2 separate regions of the Homo sapiens genome follow, and region 2 is linked to region 1. A link is a loop called in an ENCODE intact Hi-C map of the cell type or tissue named here. Cell type or tissue: stomach. All regions are shown on one strand. Links, peaks and the distances in the headings refer to the core of each region. The heading gives the core; the rest is flanking DNA.

Evidence for each region. A loop is a pair of places that touch in the nucleus more often than their neighbours do. Peaks named below come from ENCODE experiments on the same cell type or tissue, not always from the same donor. Only the 100,000 strongest peaks of a DNase experiment are listed, where the experiment ranks them.
Region 2: a loop joins it to region 1, with 6 times the contacts of the local background. A loop is called at or near these places in 110 of 110 quality-filtered maps.

The regions. Positions count from the first base shown.
Region 1 is chr7:143,202,255-143,210,591 of GRCh38, reverse strand. LOC124901764 (a long non-coding RNA gene) reads left to right here and starts at 3,878. Exons shown (of 2, transcript XR_007060567.1): 1 at 3,878-7,416; 2 at 8,165-8,337. In stomach, for the core only: no CTCF peak of the experiment used is centred there; no DNase peak of the experiment used is centred there.
Region 2 is chr7:143,008,879-143,017,215 of GRCh38, reverse strand. No RefSeq gene overlaps it. Among named protein-coding and RNA genes, the nearest start is that of OR9A2, 14 kb to the left of the region's middle. In stomach, for the core only: no CTCF peak of the experiment used is centred there; a DNase peak (open chromatin) is centred at 3,155; H3K27ac peaks cover 825 bases.

The sequences.
Region 1 (8,337 bases), core at 54-8,053:
CTGGCCAGGTGTGGTGACCCATGCCTGTAATCTCAGCACTTTGGGAGGTCAAGGTGGGTGGATCACTTGAGGCCAGGAGTTCGAGACCCGCCTGGGCAATGTGGTGAAACCCTGTCTATAAAAAAAAAAAAAAAAATTAGCCACACGTGGTGGCTGGTCCCCATGGTCCCAACTACTTGAGGTGGGAGGATCACCTGAGCTCCAGAGGCATAGGTTGCAATAAGCCAAGATCAAGGCAGTGCACTCTAGCCTGGGTGACAGAGTGACACTCTGTCTCAATAAAATAAATAAATAGGGCCCATATGGATAATCCAGGATCCTCTCTCCATTGCAAGGTTCTGAACTTAATCACACCTGCTAAGTCCCTTTGGCCACGTAAGGTAACATTCACACGTGCCACAGATTAGAAGATGGACATTTTGGGGAGCATTATTCTGCCCATCAGTGACAGGGGAGTGGGGGCAGGGAAGTGCTGAGTAGAGAAGGGCAGGGTCCCTGACAAGGGCTCCACCCTCGGGCTTGTGCCCACGGACGCAAATGAGAACAAGCATTTCTGTTTTTGCGCCCCAAAAGTTGCCTTTTGGCCCACCACGCCCCCCATCCTGTACCCGTGTAAGCCCAAGACCTTAAGCGGACACAGACACAAGTGGCTGGACGTTGAGAGGAGCAGAGGGGCACAAGAGCACACTGACAGACACCAGCAGACACCGGCACGCCATCTAGGGCAGGACGACGTGGCATTCGGTTGGGGGCAGTCGGAGGAGAGTCTGTCCGCTGGGCAGCCCGACTCCAAGGAAGACTACCTTCCCACTCCATCCCCTTCTGGTTCCTCATCCACCTCACTGAGAACAACCTCCACCACTCAATAAAACCTTGCACCCATCCTCCAAGCCCACGTGATTCGATTTTCCCAGTACCCTGGGACAAGAACTCAGGATACAGACAGCCCTCTGTCCTTGCAATAAGTCAAGGGATCTAATTGAGCCGCTTGACACCAGCTGCCTGCAGACGGCAAAGCTCAAAGAGTAAACTGTAGCACACGCCCACTGGGGCTTCTTTGGGAACTGTAAACACTCAGCCCTAGATGCTGCTGTGGGGTTGGAGCCCAAAAAAGCTCCCCAAGACCTGCTTATCTGCATGTTCCGGCTAGGGGTTTGAGCAGCGGGGCACCAAAGAATCGAGCCACACCCCTGTGGCATAATCTGCAAAGGGAATAAGGGAATTTTTCCCGCTTCATTAGTATTTGGGCATATGTCAACCAGAGGGCATTGAGTAGCCACATTGCACCGGAACTAGTTAAGTAATTACCTAAACTTTTTCCTCTTCCCTCCCTTCCTGCCTCCAGAAACTGGCAGCAGTTGAGCAAGCAGGGAAAGGAAGGTGAGGAAAAGAGATTTTATCGGATCCATTCTCATTGCTGGAACTGGGGTAAAGCTCTGTGGCCCAGGCCTTGCTGGAGAGAGGGAGAGCACCTTAAAATGAGATGGGAGATAACAGTTTTGATTGTAATAGGACTGAACCTTTTTTTAATCTTTTACCTAAAAATAATGTTGTTTTGATTTCTGACATGTCTAGACCTGAAAGGTTGCTCTTAAACGCAGAAGAAAGCTGTTAAACAGTAAAACCAAAGGCAGTGATGGAAAGAGAAAAAGTTATCCTTCGTGGTGCTTTGTAGAATCTGGTTCTTTGAATAAACCTGGAACCAGATGATTTTAGGGGAGGGGATTTCAAAATTCTATGAAGCCACCTCATGGACTGTGAAGGTCTTCCTAGAGAGGGTGAGATTGCTGGGAGTTGTGCCAGTCGGTACCAGGAGACTGAGAGGTGGTGCCTTGGGAAGCCCACGGTTTTTTTTTCTTTTCCTAGGACCACCGGATGTTTTTCTGTTACCTAGATGTTTGGGGAAGGCAGCAGAGGAAGGAGATAAGAGAGAAGTGTGAGAGAAAAGTGGAAAGACCTGGACTGAGAGCCACCAGCCTTCTTGTGAGAGAAGAATACATAGATAATATTTTAAATCTGTGCTGGCAGAAAATGCTGGGGCATGCGGCCACCAAAGGGAGAGAGGTACAGCTTGCCTCTCTGCAATCAAACTTAAAAATGCTTCCAATTTGTAAATGGATGGCTTGCTTAAACGCTAAAGCTGTAACCAGGGAACTTTCCTGGGTTTCTTGAGGACACCAATCAAACGTCTAAACCCAAGTTTCTCCCCTCGTCGCTGGGTGAGCCTTCATCCTGAGTCCTTCACTTTTCTGGGATCCAGGAACATAGTAGGACAGGTTACTCAAACACTAAAACTTTGAGTGGAAATTGTTAATCTAAAACCAGAATTACTTATGGCTTTTTATTACATGTGATATGGTTAAAAAATATATTTATATATAATTTTGGTTTTTTAAATATATATGTGTGTATATATATATATATATATATATATATATACTTTTTTTTTTTGAGACAGGTTCTAGCTCTCTCACCCAGGCTGGAGTGCAGTGGCGTGATCACAGCTCGCTGCAACCTCCGCCTCCTGGGCTCAAGTGATCCTCCCACCTCAGCCTCCCGAGTAGCTGGGACCACAGGCACCACCATGCCCGGCTAATTTTTGTAGAGACAAGGTTTTGCCATGTTGTCCAGGCTAGTCTCAAACTCCTAAGCTCAAGTGATCTGCCTTTCTCAGCCTCCCCAAGTGCTGGGATTTCAGGCATGAGCCACCGTGCCCGGCCCTATTTATATATAATTTTGAAGACCATTTTAAGAATTCTGTAAACCAAAAATAAAATTCCAGGCCCCCCAACATCTGAATGGACCCCTTCTCTTGGCCAAGAGCATTGTGAAGTTAACCTGAAAAACGCATTCAGGCCATGATAGAAAGGGGGAGTCGGACATGCCTCATTACATCCTCCTTCCTTTTGGAATTCAGGCCCAACTGACCAGTATTAACATCAACACAGACCTTAAGACTAATAGACTCTCCATCTGATAGGAAACATTTACAATCTATTCTCTCTGAAGCCTGCTACCTGGAGGCTTACCTGCATGATAAAACCTTGGTCTCCACAACCCCATATTGTAACCTAGACATTTCTTTCTATTGATTCCAGGCCTGTAGATAATAACTCAACCTATTGTCCATCAGAAAATTTTTGAATTTGCCTATGACCTGAAAGCACCCCCTTCCAGTTGTCCCACCTTTCTGGACTGAGCCAATATACATCTTATATTGATTGATGTCTTTTTTTTTTCTTTTTTTTTTTTTATTACACTTTAAGTTTTAGTGATTGATGTCTTTTGCCTCCCTAACTGTATAAAACAAAGTTGTAGCCTGTCCACTTTGGGCATATGTTCTCAGGATCTCCTGAGGGCTGTGTCATGGGCCACGGTCACTCATACTTGGCTCGGAATAAATCTCTGCAAATATTTTACAGAGTTTACCTGTTTAGGTCATCAATTAAAAAGTGGCAAATATATTCTGGTTGTAATTTTTCCATAAAAAGAGATACAGTGATTTGGGTCTTTTGCTTGTTTTTGTTTTTTCTTTCTTTGCGGGGGGGACGGCATTGGGGAGATAGAAGATTATGGAGCACCAAAAATGGTTGTGTGTTACATGAAGGGAACAAGATGTTGGAATATCTGTTTGAATGGAATGGAATATTCAGGATAAAGTGCAGCAGGTCATGAAGATAATGCAATAAGACATAGGTATTTTGTGCCTCCCACATTAGTATAGGGCCTGAGGGAAATGCAAAGCTGGAGAACTGGGCTCAATCCTCAACAGAGCTTCAGGTCCAGAGAGAAGAGCCACATAAGAGACTGACATGGTGGGTGGGAGGGAGGGAAGAGTGATAAGAGTTAAACAGAATTAACCTGTCTCTAGGTCCTAAATAGGATTGAATTGTGAAAGCTCTACTCCAGGTTCACTGCAGATATTGGAAGTAAGACAGCATTTATATACTTAGCTCTGTGGGTGCATGCTATCTTCATGCCAAAAAGTTGCTAGAATTATCTGACAAAGGAAAGAACCTGTGTAGCTGTATGTTTTGCTCAGGTGGTGGGCAGAAGTATGCAACTGAAGCTGAATTCTGTCTCTCTCCATGTATTTGTCCCTGTTTATTTGGGGACAGGTGCATTTTACTTTTAAATTGCATGTAGTAAAGTCTTATCTTCTAAATTAAAGAGATATGCCTGTCCATGTGTTAGGCTACCAATAAATAAATTGGTTGAGGGAAGGAAGTTGGAAGAGAGAAAAGTGGAAAGAAAGGAAGGAGGTAAGGAAGAGAAGGAATGAGGGAAGGAAAGAGGGAGGAAAGAAATGAAGACCTCCCTGTATGTGTGTGTGCTTCTGTGCACTATCACATGGATTTACTACAAGCAATGGCATCTGAGGTTATGGAGGAAGTGAAATCTGTGGGGGACTCTGAGGCTTTGGGCTGTGGCAGGAAAGCAGGAAGTCTTCTTTGGTGCCAGATCTCTTTGGACGTTTGCGGTGGGGAGGAATGTGACTGTTCTTCCTCCGCAAGTGAGGGTAACAAATGTGACCATGATGATGGCATAGCAACTCTGTTGCTTGCCAGTCAGCTCACGGTCCCTTGTAAGGCAGATTACCTCTAAAGAGCTGCCAAATTTCCTTTCGCTGGGCGCATCAATACAACAAACGCCAGAGAACCCTGTGCCACCTTCATTTACTGTCTGCATTGGGACTACTTGCTTTATCTCCCTCCAGCAGCGAGTCCTCCCTCCTCTGTTCCTATATTTGATGCGATCAGCCTTATGTTCCATGGTCGTATTTTTTCAAAGGGAGAGAGGGTGGATCTCTACATCGTGCGATTCTCAGGAGGGATTGTGGTTGCTCTCATTTAGGGAGTGCCCTTTGTGCTGGGCTGTGGCTTGCAAATGTGTGCATTATAAGGTGCCCGGAACTTGGATGGGTATAGTGAATATTAAATGTAAAGAGTCTAGGTATATACTGGGCCTTGATCAATATTTATGGAATTCAAAATGTTTAAATACTTAACTATTTGCTTTTCTTTGTTATTATTAGTATTATTATTAGTAGTAGTATTACCACGCCTGGCTAATTTTTGTATTTTCAGTAGAGATGGGGTTTCACCATGTTGGCCAGGCTGGTCTCGAACTCCTGACCTCGTGATCCACCTGCTTCAGCCTCCAAAAGTGCTGGGATTACAGGCTTGAGCCACCATGCCCCGCCTCTTTGTTCTTAATTCTGTTTTCATTTGTTCTCTAGCCAAGACCCCAAGTCTATAATGATCAAGAGGGTTGTTTTATTTTTGACAAGTGGAAACCCACATGTTTCTGAAAAGTGGAGTGGTGGTGGTGGTGGTGGTGGTAGCATAATCTGGAAGACCCCTAAAGAAGGCAGTGCTACCTGCCATATTTGACTTGGGGGTCAGAGCGAGAGTCTGAGTTGGAGAGTTGGGAAGCTAGAAAAATGAAGGACTAAAGTAAGAGATATTCCTTATTTCTCCTTTTCCTTTTCCACATATCTTGAGAAAGAGAAAGGTTTTTAGTTCAGCAGAAAATGGGAGATGCTGGGGCAGAGATAAAAATGCTCCCCAAACATGGCAGGGACTTCCTTGTATTTCTCGTTCTCCTTGTAGTTAGGTTGAGCTAAAGGAGATGCTACTAATGAAATTTGAAATCTTAGGGTCAGACATGTGGGAATGCACTGCCTACCCTTCCATCTTGGCAGTGACACGGGCTCATTCCCCCCAGTTTCCAGAGCTGTGTCCTTTTCATTCCTCTTTCCAAATCCACCTCCACTCAAGCTTTCAATCTGTGCCTGGGCTCTGGTTTGAATGAGCCACTGATATATTTGCAGCCACCGGGGATCTGGAGTGCAGATGCAAATGGCAGTGTTCCCTGGTAAGTGTTGGTGACAATTGGATCTTTCTCTGATTTGCATTCCCAAGGCCTGCAGGTTTTCAGAAAATCACATCTTATAGGCAGTTCTGGGGAGGGGGGAGGTTTATTTTCAATGTCAGCTACAAATGCCGGCCCATGATAATTCTTAGAATGAAAGACCTCTCATTTGCAAAGGAGAGGATAGTTAGAGCCAGAACAATTCACTTAGCAAAAATTTGGGCCCAAAAATATATATATAGGAGAAGGGATTGTTGGTGGGTAGAGAGGCCTGGAGATCAAGAGCAAGAGATGAGATAAACACAAGTTTGGAAGCCATTGGCTTGTGAGGGGACCTGAGCACTTAGAATAGAGGAGACCCCTCAGGGAGAGCTTGTATGGAGAGAGAGAAAGGTGCATCCTGACCCCATCCTGGGCATTTCTCTTTGAAACTCAGCCTTGTTATAATTCATTTCTAATTCTGATATCAGCAGTGAGGGTTCATCTAATCTATTCTCATCACTTCTTGAGCCTCTCAGCTCTCACTGGTCCTGGCTCTTGCCTGGAGATGATTTTACTCAAAATTCTAGTCCAGGATTTAGAATTGGTCTAAGTACAGATGTGCATCAGGAGGCTATTTCAAAATCCCAGATGAGCTCATACATAAAGTAAGGATTAATTTTTTATTTTGTGAACCAATTGTGTAAAAAAAAAAAAAAACAACAATGCACATTAGGAAAGTAATTCATTTAATTTCCATGACCCAGCCCCTCCTGCCTACAAGCCCCCCTCCCCCATCCCATGCAATCCACCTCATAGGTAAAAACATATTCTGGGCAAACTGACTCATTTCATGTCACATTTATCCCACTCAAGTTTGTCCCTCCTGCTTTGAGCCTGGATTCCACGTAAAGGTGGAAGGTGATTTGGGCTGGTCTCCAGGCAGTCACCACCTGCAACCTATTTTCTTCTCATCACGACACCTACGTTCAGTGTCACCTTTTCTTCTCCCTTGGGCTGCCCCTTTCTTGCTCACTCCCATGTTCCAATGCCAGCAGCTCTGTCTTTGTGCTCAGCCATGCTTGTTGTTCAGCAGCATTCCTCATTAGAATCCCATTATTTGATGGTCAGAGTAGGGTCTCCATGGTGATACAGGCACAAGTGTAGCCAGTATTCTGCCACCGCATCTTACCTACTTGGCAGGCAAGCTAGAGTTGGCCTAAATTCTGCTTTTATCATTTATGTGTTTGTTCTTATGCTTTTAGGAAAAAAAAATCCTGAAATAATGGTGAAGGACAGCAAGTATTTGCCTAGAGTGCATGCTAAGAAGTCTCCATAGATGTTTTTCTTTAAGTATCCTGACCGCTTAACATATTGATGAAGACCTCTTATTTCCAGGTCAACAATCAGCTGTTACCAACTTAAGCTTTCTAAACATTTTCTGTGAAACAAATTTTTGCCAGTAAGAAAAGGAAATTGGGAGCTGCCACTGCTTAATTAATTTGAAGCTTTGATAAGCTTTGCCAGAGAGTCGCATAATAGAATTAGCAAGTTTCTTAACAGGTGAGAAAGCACATGAGCATAAACAAAAATAGGATAAGACTATCATCAATGGGGTTTATGCACCAGCTTAAAAAGCCAGTTTGGGGGACTTTTATGACTCTGAATTAAGATTTGTGCAATATAAGATTGTCCAGGATAAAATATTTTGGGCACCAAATATTAAGCTTCTGAAATAGACCCAGAGGTTCTTGTATGATAAAAAAAAAGTATGTATAAGGTTTTGATTTGATTTTTTAAATAATGTGTTCACTACTTCCCTTTCTTCTGAGACTCCATAGAGAAAAAAATATCATAACACTAAAGAGAAGGGAATGAGGATGGCCAAGAGCAGACTGGAGATTTCATCCTATTTCTTGGTTGTGGACAATCAGAAAAAGCATATTGTAGATGAAGTGGAGTAAAGGATGCTCAGAATATGCATGTCATGGGCCTCTGGGAATGTGGTGGCTGATCAGGCTGCTAGAAGCCTGGAGGGCCTTGGCTATCGGATTCCTAGCTTTGGATAGCAGGAGCGAGACATTGTGCAAAAACCAGAGGCATCATTAAAATTCTGTCTGCCATATAGCTGCATCATTGATGCTTTCCAGTGCCTTCCTTGCCACTGCATACAGAACCATCGAAAACCTTCATATTGAGAATTCTTTTCTAGAAAAATTGAATACATTTCCAAGGAAGAACTAGGGCTTCAAGTGCAGATATTTGCACATAGATTAAACCCTTTTTTTATTATGGCATTTTGAATTTCCAGGCTAATGTCAGATTCCACACCCACATACCTAAAAGAGGAGCCAGCCTGTCAAGGTGGCCCAGTTACAAAAGAGAGCTTCCAATCAGCCTTTCCATTCAGGAGACCGTTCTACTGGAGAATGATACCTGCTTACCCAAAACAGCCTTTCCTTTTCCTTCATGAATTACTAATCA
Region 2 (8,337 bases), core at 94-8,093, 190 kb after region 1:
CTGGTGTAGAGCTTCTACTCTGTGAGTGAGGATGAGTGGGATCCTAGCATCCTCAGCATGCTTCTCTCGAGCCAGGTCCCCTGCCCTATGAGTGAGGACTGGGTAATAGCAGGAAGTCTCTGACCTCTCGTCTTTCCTCTCCTGGAAATTAATTTCTGCAATGTGTACATGGAAAAGAGAGGGATGAGCAATGCTTGGCTACCTACCCCTTCTGGGAAGATACCAGAGCCCTTGACTGGGAGCTGATAGTAAAGAAGCCCAGTGCTCTTGGCTGCACGTGCCTGGAGTGGATTTCCTATCGTAATGAGCTGGGAGGTGGGAGGAAGGTAGTGGGTTGTAGTTCAAATATCATAGACTCTCACTCTTCTGACCAAGCTTTGATAGATTTTCTTAAGTAAATGTTTTCTTTGTTTGCTGTATGCTCTCAGTACAATTTCCAGAGACTTGAAGTGCTTTTCTTAAATGCTTTTTTTCACCAATTATGCTTGTTTAACTGGCCTGGCAGTCTGCAGAGCTTCCTTGTCAATCATAGTTGTGTTAAAGCTACTCACCGATCATTCCAATGTCTGGATCAGCTCTGCATTGAGTTCCATTGTTTTTTACTCTTGAAAATGGATTGTTTTTCAGCTGTTCTACATACAATTTACAGCCTTTTTTAAAAAAATTTGAGACAAGGAAACAATTCATTCTCAAGAGAAAAAAACAACAGAACTCAATGCAGAGCTGATCCAGACATTGTAACTATTGGTGAGCAGATTTAAAGCAACTATGATTGACAGGGAAGCTCTGCAGACTGTCTGGCCAGATAAACAAGGATAATTGTGAAAACAGTTATTTAAGAAAAACACTTAAAATCTGGACATGAACAAACCTCTTCTTCGGTTGAGCTTGAAGTCTGAGGGGTTCAGTTAATCTGGTTGGGAGGTCGAGATGTTTGGTGGTCTTTAGTGAACCATATGCTACACATTCCTTTAGTCATGCATTGCTGTTATCTTGGGCTCAGGGTATTTAGATTGGGTATACACATTGGGTTTAACACAGAAACAATAACCAGTAGAATACTTTAAATTTGTGAGATATTTTGAAATCTTCACAGTGTTATCACAGCTGTTTTTGATGTTGTTCTCTCTTTGGCCTAACCAGATAGATATTTGTATGAGGGATAATTCTTCATCTCTTGGTCATTATTTCCAGTATGCCTGGACCATGTGGTCTTGGTAAAACAATTTGTTTGCAACTTTTTCTCCTGAATTTATTTTTTATTGTTCTGAAGGCCATGAACCTGCACGGTTCAAAACTGTTTTGAACAGTTTTCCACAAAATCACCCATACATACATACATATACCCTTTTTCCCTAGATTTACTGGCAATTTCTTTCATATGGTTAACACTAAATACCATTCTTAGAGAAATGACCAGATTTTAAATTTGTTTTCTCTTCTTCACCATTACATAAATACTTGGATGCTCTTTTCCAGAATTAGGGTAAAGGGGATAAAGCTTTTTTCTTTAACTTTTATTTTTGCCTCCTGTTCACTTTTTGAGAATGGGATGTTAGCAGCAGTCCTGAGGACAACAAAAACTTATAATTTAATGAGAATTAACCAGGGATCTAACCCTATACATGCAAACACACAATTTATCTATAGCTTTGACATTTCCTTGATGTTGGGATCTTCTGTCCAGTTGCTTAAGCCAAATCCGTTTGTGTATTAGACTTTTCTCTCCCTAAATATCAAAAAGTTCTGTCTTCTCTTAGGTGACTTTTTGGAACATGTCATGGAATTGGGAGCTGTTGATGCTTCTCTGCCCCACACTCACACTCTAACACCCACCCCCCTGCTACTGTGAGAATTGTCTTCTAAAAATGCTTACAACCTCCCCTTCAGGGAATCACAGTAGGCTGAACAGAAACCACCTCATGCAAATTTATACTCTACCCCTCCCCAAAAAATCCCCACAGCCCGAGGCAGACTGCCTGACAGAGAGATACAAAAAGCCATTCCACTGGTTTCATCACAAGATCACCTCTATGGAGGTCCTATGGGATGTGGCTGAAACCATATCCCGGGTTAGCTCTCTGCCCTTGGCTTATCCTGCTTGCCTTCCTCCCTTTTCCCAGACAGCATTTCTACCATATGTCACTTCCACAGGAATCCCTGTCTCAGGCTCCGCTCCTAGGGAGCCCAATCCAAGTCTCTTGGAAGTGGTTCTAAAAGCAGACAATCTGGAGGTGGGTCACTTGCTGGCAGATGTCAGAGAGAACTGCATCAGCGGAGGTACTGATAGACCCCAGAGCAATGAGATGATGGAGTGAATGCAGTTGTTAAGATTTTCTCCTCTTTGCACCAGTATTTGAAAGGTTCAAGGAAAACAGTAACTATAAGGACTGTGGAATTCAGTCAATGTTTGCTAAGTGCCCCAACATTGTTGAGGAGAGAAAATGACACGCTCAGCTCTACTTAAAGGTATGAGAGTCAGAAAGCTTCTTTGGCAGCAATTAAAGAGACACTCCCTGCAGTCAAAGGGCTGACAAAGTGAAGAGAAGACTCAGAATTGAACTGTAAAAGTAACAGAATTTCAAAGAAGATTCATTCAGTCTAACCAAATCTCCTGTAGCAAAGACTGGCTCATGATAGGGAATGAGTGGGACTCAGTCTTGGTGTAAAGATTTCTAGATAAATGCAGTTGAGAACTTTGAACACCCAGATTTCTCTGAACTCCCTTGGGCTGCAGAAATATCTCATTCCCTTATTGGAAGATATGGCACCCTCTCTTACTTTAGGAATATGCAAAGAGTTCAAATAAAGTTGGTGCCTTACGAGACGATGCTTGTCTTCCTCAGAAACTGCTCCCTCCTCTTCTCCTTCTACCCGATTCATACACAGGGTTAAATATCAACATAAGCTGGGGAAGATCTGAGGCTGCTCACAGAAAAGAGATTTTGTACCCCAGAGCTCCTGCAAGAATGGGCCAATGTGCACTAGCAGGTACTAGGAGAGATGCCTGTGGGTGGATCCAGAGGCCAGTGGATCCAGGGGGTGACTGGAAGATAAAGCTGGATAAGGAAGAGTTTGTTAACATGAAGCCACTCTCCCATCATGCAGGATTTAATACGCTGGCAAGGAGCTTGGAAAATGAGTCAAATATATGCTATTTGCTGACTCATGGAAGCTTGGAAAAAGTAACATCCTTCATTAAATTAAGCGGAGATGCCAAAAATTGCCTTGGAAGACGATAAAGGAAAGGATCAAAAGGCTTAGAAGAGTGGAAATGCTATAATGGATCTACTATGTAAGACCGAAAAGCCTATCGGCTGATCATGTTCCCAAGGAGACCTGGAGGACACTCTGCCTAGCAAGATGATTAAAAAGAATGTGCTGTAAAAGAAAGTATTAGCTGGGGTGGATTATGTTAGGAGCTGCTGTTACAGAACTGAGTTCTCTAGTAGCAAGGGGACATGGATAACTAGAACAGCAGAGGCCAGGTGGCAGTGCTTAACTGTCAGATGCAAAGCGGGTGGACTTACCCTATTGGGCAGAAAGGTTGAACTGGTAGATAGGAGCAGGCTGAATTGCAGGGATCTTTGGAGATGGCTCACAGAACATAGTGTTCTTGAGGCAGGCTGTGTGGGCAGCTAACAAGAGTTCTGCTGAATATACATAACTGAAAGAGATCAAGAATGTAGAAGAAAAAGGCTAAGGACAGTCACCCCACTGGAAAGTCAGGATCCTTTGCCAAATCTCCAGATTTGAGCTAGTCCACAGACCCACGATCTATCAAACGAAAAGGAATCTGAGGCACCAGAGGTAGGGCCCTGCGACACCATGACAAGTATGTCTAGTAGCAGTTCCCCGATTTTTCCCCTACAGCCATCTACATGAGTAACCATCACTGGAGACAGAGGAATATTCAGATATGTCGAGGGCTGTGGTATAGAGTAATATGTGAGTTAAAACTTATTCCCAGAGATCCAAAGCACCATGAATGGGCCTCTTATTAGAGAAATCTACAGGAGTCAGGTAAGGAATGAAGTGCTGATCCAGACGTATCTCACAGTCGTTCCCTCTTTTTTTTGAGACTGAGTCTCACTCTGTCACCCAGGCTGGAGTTCAATGGCATGATCTCGGCTCACTGCAACCTCTGCCTCCTGGATTCAAGCTATTCTCCTGCCTCAGTCTCCTGAGTAGCTGGGATTATAGGCACCCACCACCATGACCGGCTACTTTTTGTATTTTTAGTAAAGACAGGGTTTTACCATGTTGGCCAGGCTGGTCTCGAACTCCTGACCTCAGGTGTTCCACCCACCGTGGCCTCTCAAAGTGCTGGGATTACAGGCATGAGCCACTGCGCCTGGCCTCGTTCCTTCATTTTTTACTTCTTTTCTTCTCCCTTTTCCCCTTTTTACTTTTCTCTTTTCCCCTTCACTTCCACCCCCCATTCTCCCTCTCCTTCTTCCTCTCTCTCTCTCACACACACACGCACACACGCACATACACACTCTGAATGAATACTCATTCAGCATCAGGCCTTATGCTAGGCACTGAGAACTCAGAGATGAAATCCAGCTCATCCATCCAAGAGCTCAGTACAGTGACGGAGAGGGACGAGTCAGTGAACAGCACATGGTCACAAGCACCCCACAGAGGAGTGTGCAGGGGAGCATGGCAGCACAGAGGAGGAACAGCCAACTGGGCCTGGAGGGGGAAATAAGTAACTTAGATAGATATCTACTCATAACTCTCTCCATCTTCCTCATCTCTCCAATTTCCCACTCCAATTTATATCAACACATCATACATTTATTTTAACTCAAGGGAAAAATTATAAAGATAATCCATATAAAGAAGATACTGGCCAATTTATATCATTAGACAAGTCAATCTTTCTAATTAGATGGGGGAGCAAAAGAAGGGTGGATCCCCTGTGGGGGGTATGTTTTATTTCATGTTTGAAAGAAAAGTAAGTATCATCAGGCAGAAAATCTTGGGTCCCCTGCGTCTTACACCCGTTTTCAGCTGGGACTTGGCCCCGCTCAGCGTTAATCTCTTGGCATGCATTTCTAGTCACGTTAAATAGACATTTCATAGAAGACTCAGCTGATGTTAAGTCAACCATGAGGACATTCAGAAAGCGATCTTACAAGCAAGAACTCCCCGCTCAGGAGTTGGGATTTCAGAAGGTAACCAGCTTCTGCCAGGTTATTTTCTTTCTTTCTCACGGATGAGCTACTTTCCTGAAGCCTCCCAGAACACTTTAAAATTTGATCAGAAAACTACTCTGGAGAGGCTATAAGTGCAGAAGAGTAGCTTTCTCAGAGGCCCAGATTCTTTCCCCTGAATTTCGTCTCATCATTGGAAAACAATTCGTGGAAAAACATGGAATTTACAGCCAGACTTAGGCCCAAGTCTCAGCTCTACCCATTCTGAGTTGTATGAGCTTAGGTCAGGTATCCACTCCTGTGACTATGAGAGGGACCACTTCTTAGGAGATGAAGAACATAAAAAATACAGGAGCAGGTTCACATCTGGCCATAAGGAGCAGGTTCACATTTAAGGAGCAAGTTCACATCCGGCCATAAGGAGGAGGTTCACATTTAAAGGAGCAGGTTCACATCTGGCCATAAGGAGCAGGTTCACGTTTAAGGAGCAGGTTCACATTTAAGGAGCAGGTTCACATCCGGCCATAAAGAGGAGGTTCACATTTAAAGGAGCAGGATCACATCTGGCCATAAGGAGCAGGTTCACATTTAAGGAGCAGGTTCACATTTAAGGAGCAGGTTCACATCCGGCCATAAGGAGGAGGTTCACATTTAAAGGAGCAGGTTCACATCTGGCCATAAGGAGCAGGTTCACATTTAAGGAGCAGGTTCACATTTAAGGAGCAGGTTCACATCCGGCCATAAAGAGGAGGTTCACATTTAAGGAGCAGGTTCACATCCGGCCATAAGGAGGAGGTTCACATTTAAAGGAGCAGGTTCACATCTGGCCATAAGCTTCAGAGGTGGAAGAGCCATCTGAGATCATCTACACTTTTCTTTGATCTTTGGATTTCTTTTTTCTTTGAATTTGGACAATAAATCATTGGTTACATGGTTAGTCATGTCCGTGCTAGGAATTGAGCTTGGGTCTGCTGAATGACAAAACAGAAGGTAGACTAGGGAGGAAACAGTGCAAGGGAAAGAACACACATATCTATTCTTTTTTTTTTCTTTGAGTTGGAGTCTCGCCCTGTTGCCCAGGCTGGAGTGCAGTGGTGCAATCTCGGCTCACCACAACCTCCGCCTCCTGGGTTCAAGTGATTCTCCTGCCTCAACCTCCCAAGTAGCTGGGAATACAGGCATGCACCACTGCACCCGGCTAATTTTTATGTTGTTAGTAGAGACGGGGTTTCACCACGTTGGCCAGACTGGTCTCGAACTCCTGACCTCGTGATCCACCTGCCTCAGCCTCCCAAAGTGCTGGGATACAGGTGTGAGCCACTGCGCCCAACCAAGAAAACATATATGGATTATTTTCCCTTCCCTTACGCCTTTTCCTATTATATATATATGATCCATATATATTTTCATAGGATATTATATATAACATATATTATAGATATAATACATATATATGTGTTATATATGATACACATAAAAATATATATGTAATAGGAAAAGGTGCAAGGGAAAGAATATGTATATAATAATATATATATCTATATGTCATAGGCAAATTAACAGTAACAAAGATTGCAAGTTGGTTAGATTGCTCAGGGAACCAATGGAAATAGAGGAAGATTCATAGTCAGATCCTAAAAAGAATTTCCCAGGGTGCAGAAAGTGTAACTAAAATATGAAAGGAAGGAAACATAAATAAGTGAATGTTGATAAATGAAGGAGTCTGTTCATTAATCTATAAGCAAGACTACAAACTCAAAGTAAGATTACCCAGCCCTTCCAAGGGCAGGCTGGGCACGACAGAAGCAGAAACCTGGGGTGAGGCAGGGGCCACAGTGCAGCGGACAGCTGCCTGATCAAGCCTTTTGACTGCCGCTCTGTTCCCCTGTGTGTACGAAGATCTGCTGCTTTGCAGAAAGCTCGAGACCCAGGCCATGTTAAGAGAGAAGAGGCCCAGATCAAAAATGTTGCAGCAGTGATTTTTGGGCCTTTCTAGAAAGAAAGGTGGTATTATGGTGAGTAATGCTTCTAGAATGTTGTGTGTGATGGGGGGAGCGAGAGTATAAGCTGTATGCGTAGACCATGCGGCGTTACGAGTTGAAATATACAAGTAAACACTTCTAAAGTCAGCGTGCAAAATTAAGGTGTTAGAAGAAGTTTCAGATGAAAAAAATAATTAGAAAGAATGACTTGTCTAATGATGTAAATGGGCCAGTGTCTTATTTATATGGATTATATTTATATTTTTTTCCCTTGAGCTAAAATAAATGTATGATGTGTTGATATAAATTTGAGTGGGAAATTGGAGAGATGGGGAAGATGGAGAGACATGTGAGTAGATATCAAGGTAACTGAAGACCATTCAATGTGTGGAGGGACAGAGACAGATGGAAGGAGACTTGGGGACTGAGTAAGGAAGAAAGGACTATACATTAGAAAGGATGATTCAGCTTAGAGCAGAACTGGAGACGACTTGAGGCCGTGAAAGGAAGATTCACAAAGTCAGGGCTGGGGAACAAGGAACAGAGGCAGGGGCTGGTGGAGCTAGGGAGAGTTCATGCATGCAAATTCCGGGGGACACTAGCTCAGCTGGCTGACACTAGGGCAGAAAAGCTGGGGTCCAGTAGGCAAGGATGGGAGAGACTCTAAATACCACAGAAACAGCAAAGCTGCTTAGGAGTGAAACTTAGCTTTTAGCAATAATGACTACCATTACTGACAACATACTTCCAGCCGTCATGATGAAGACATTGCATACATTATTGCTTTTTTTAAAAAATTGTATTAAATTTAGGAGATAATTTTGTTAAATGCATAGATTGCATAGTAGTTAGGGCTTTTAGGGTATCCATCTCTCAAGTAATGTTTATTGTACCTATTAAGTAATTTCCCATCATCCATCCTTCTTTTCCTCCCCACTCTTCTGAGTTTTCATTGTCTATTATTCCACACTCTGTGAGCACATCATTTAACTCCCAATTATAAATGAGAACATGCAGTATTTGTCTTTCTGTGTCTTGGTTGTTTCACTTAAGATAATGACCTCCAGTTTCATCCATCACACACATTATTTATAATACAATAGCCTTGCTAAGAAAAGGTTATTATCTCCACTTTACAGGTGAAGAGCGTGAGGGCCACAGAGGTTAAGAAACATCTTGAAAGTGACAGAAAT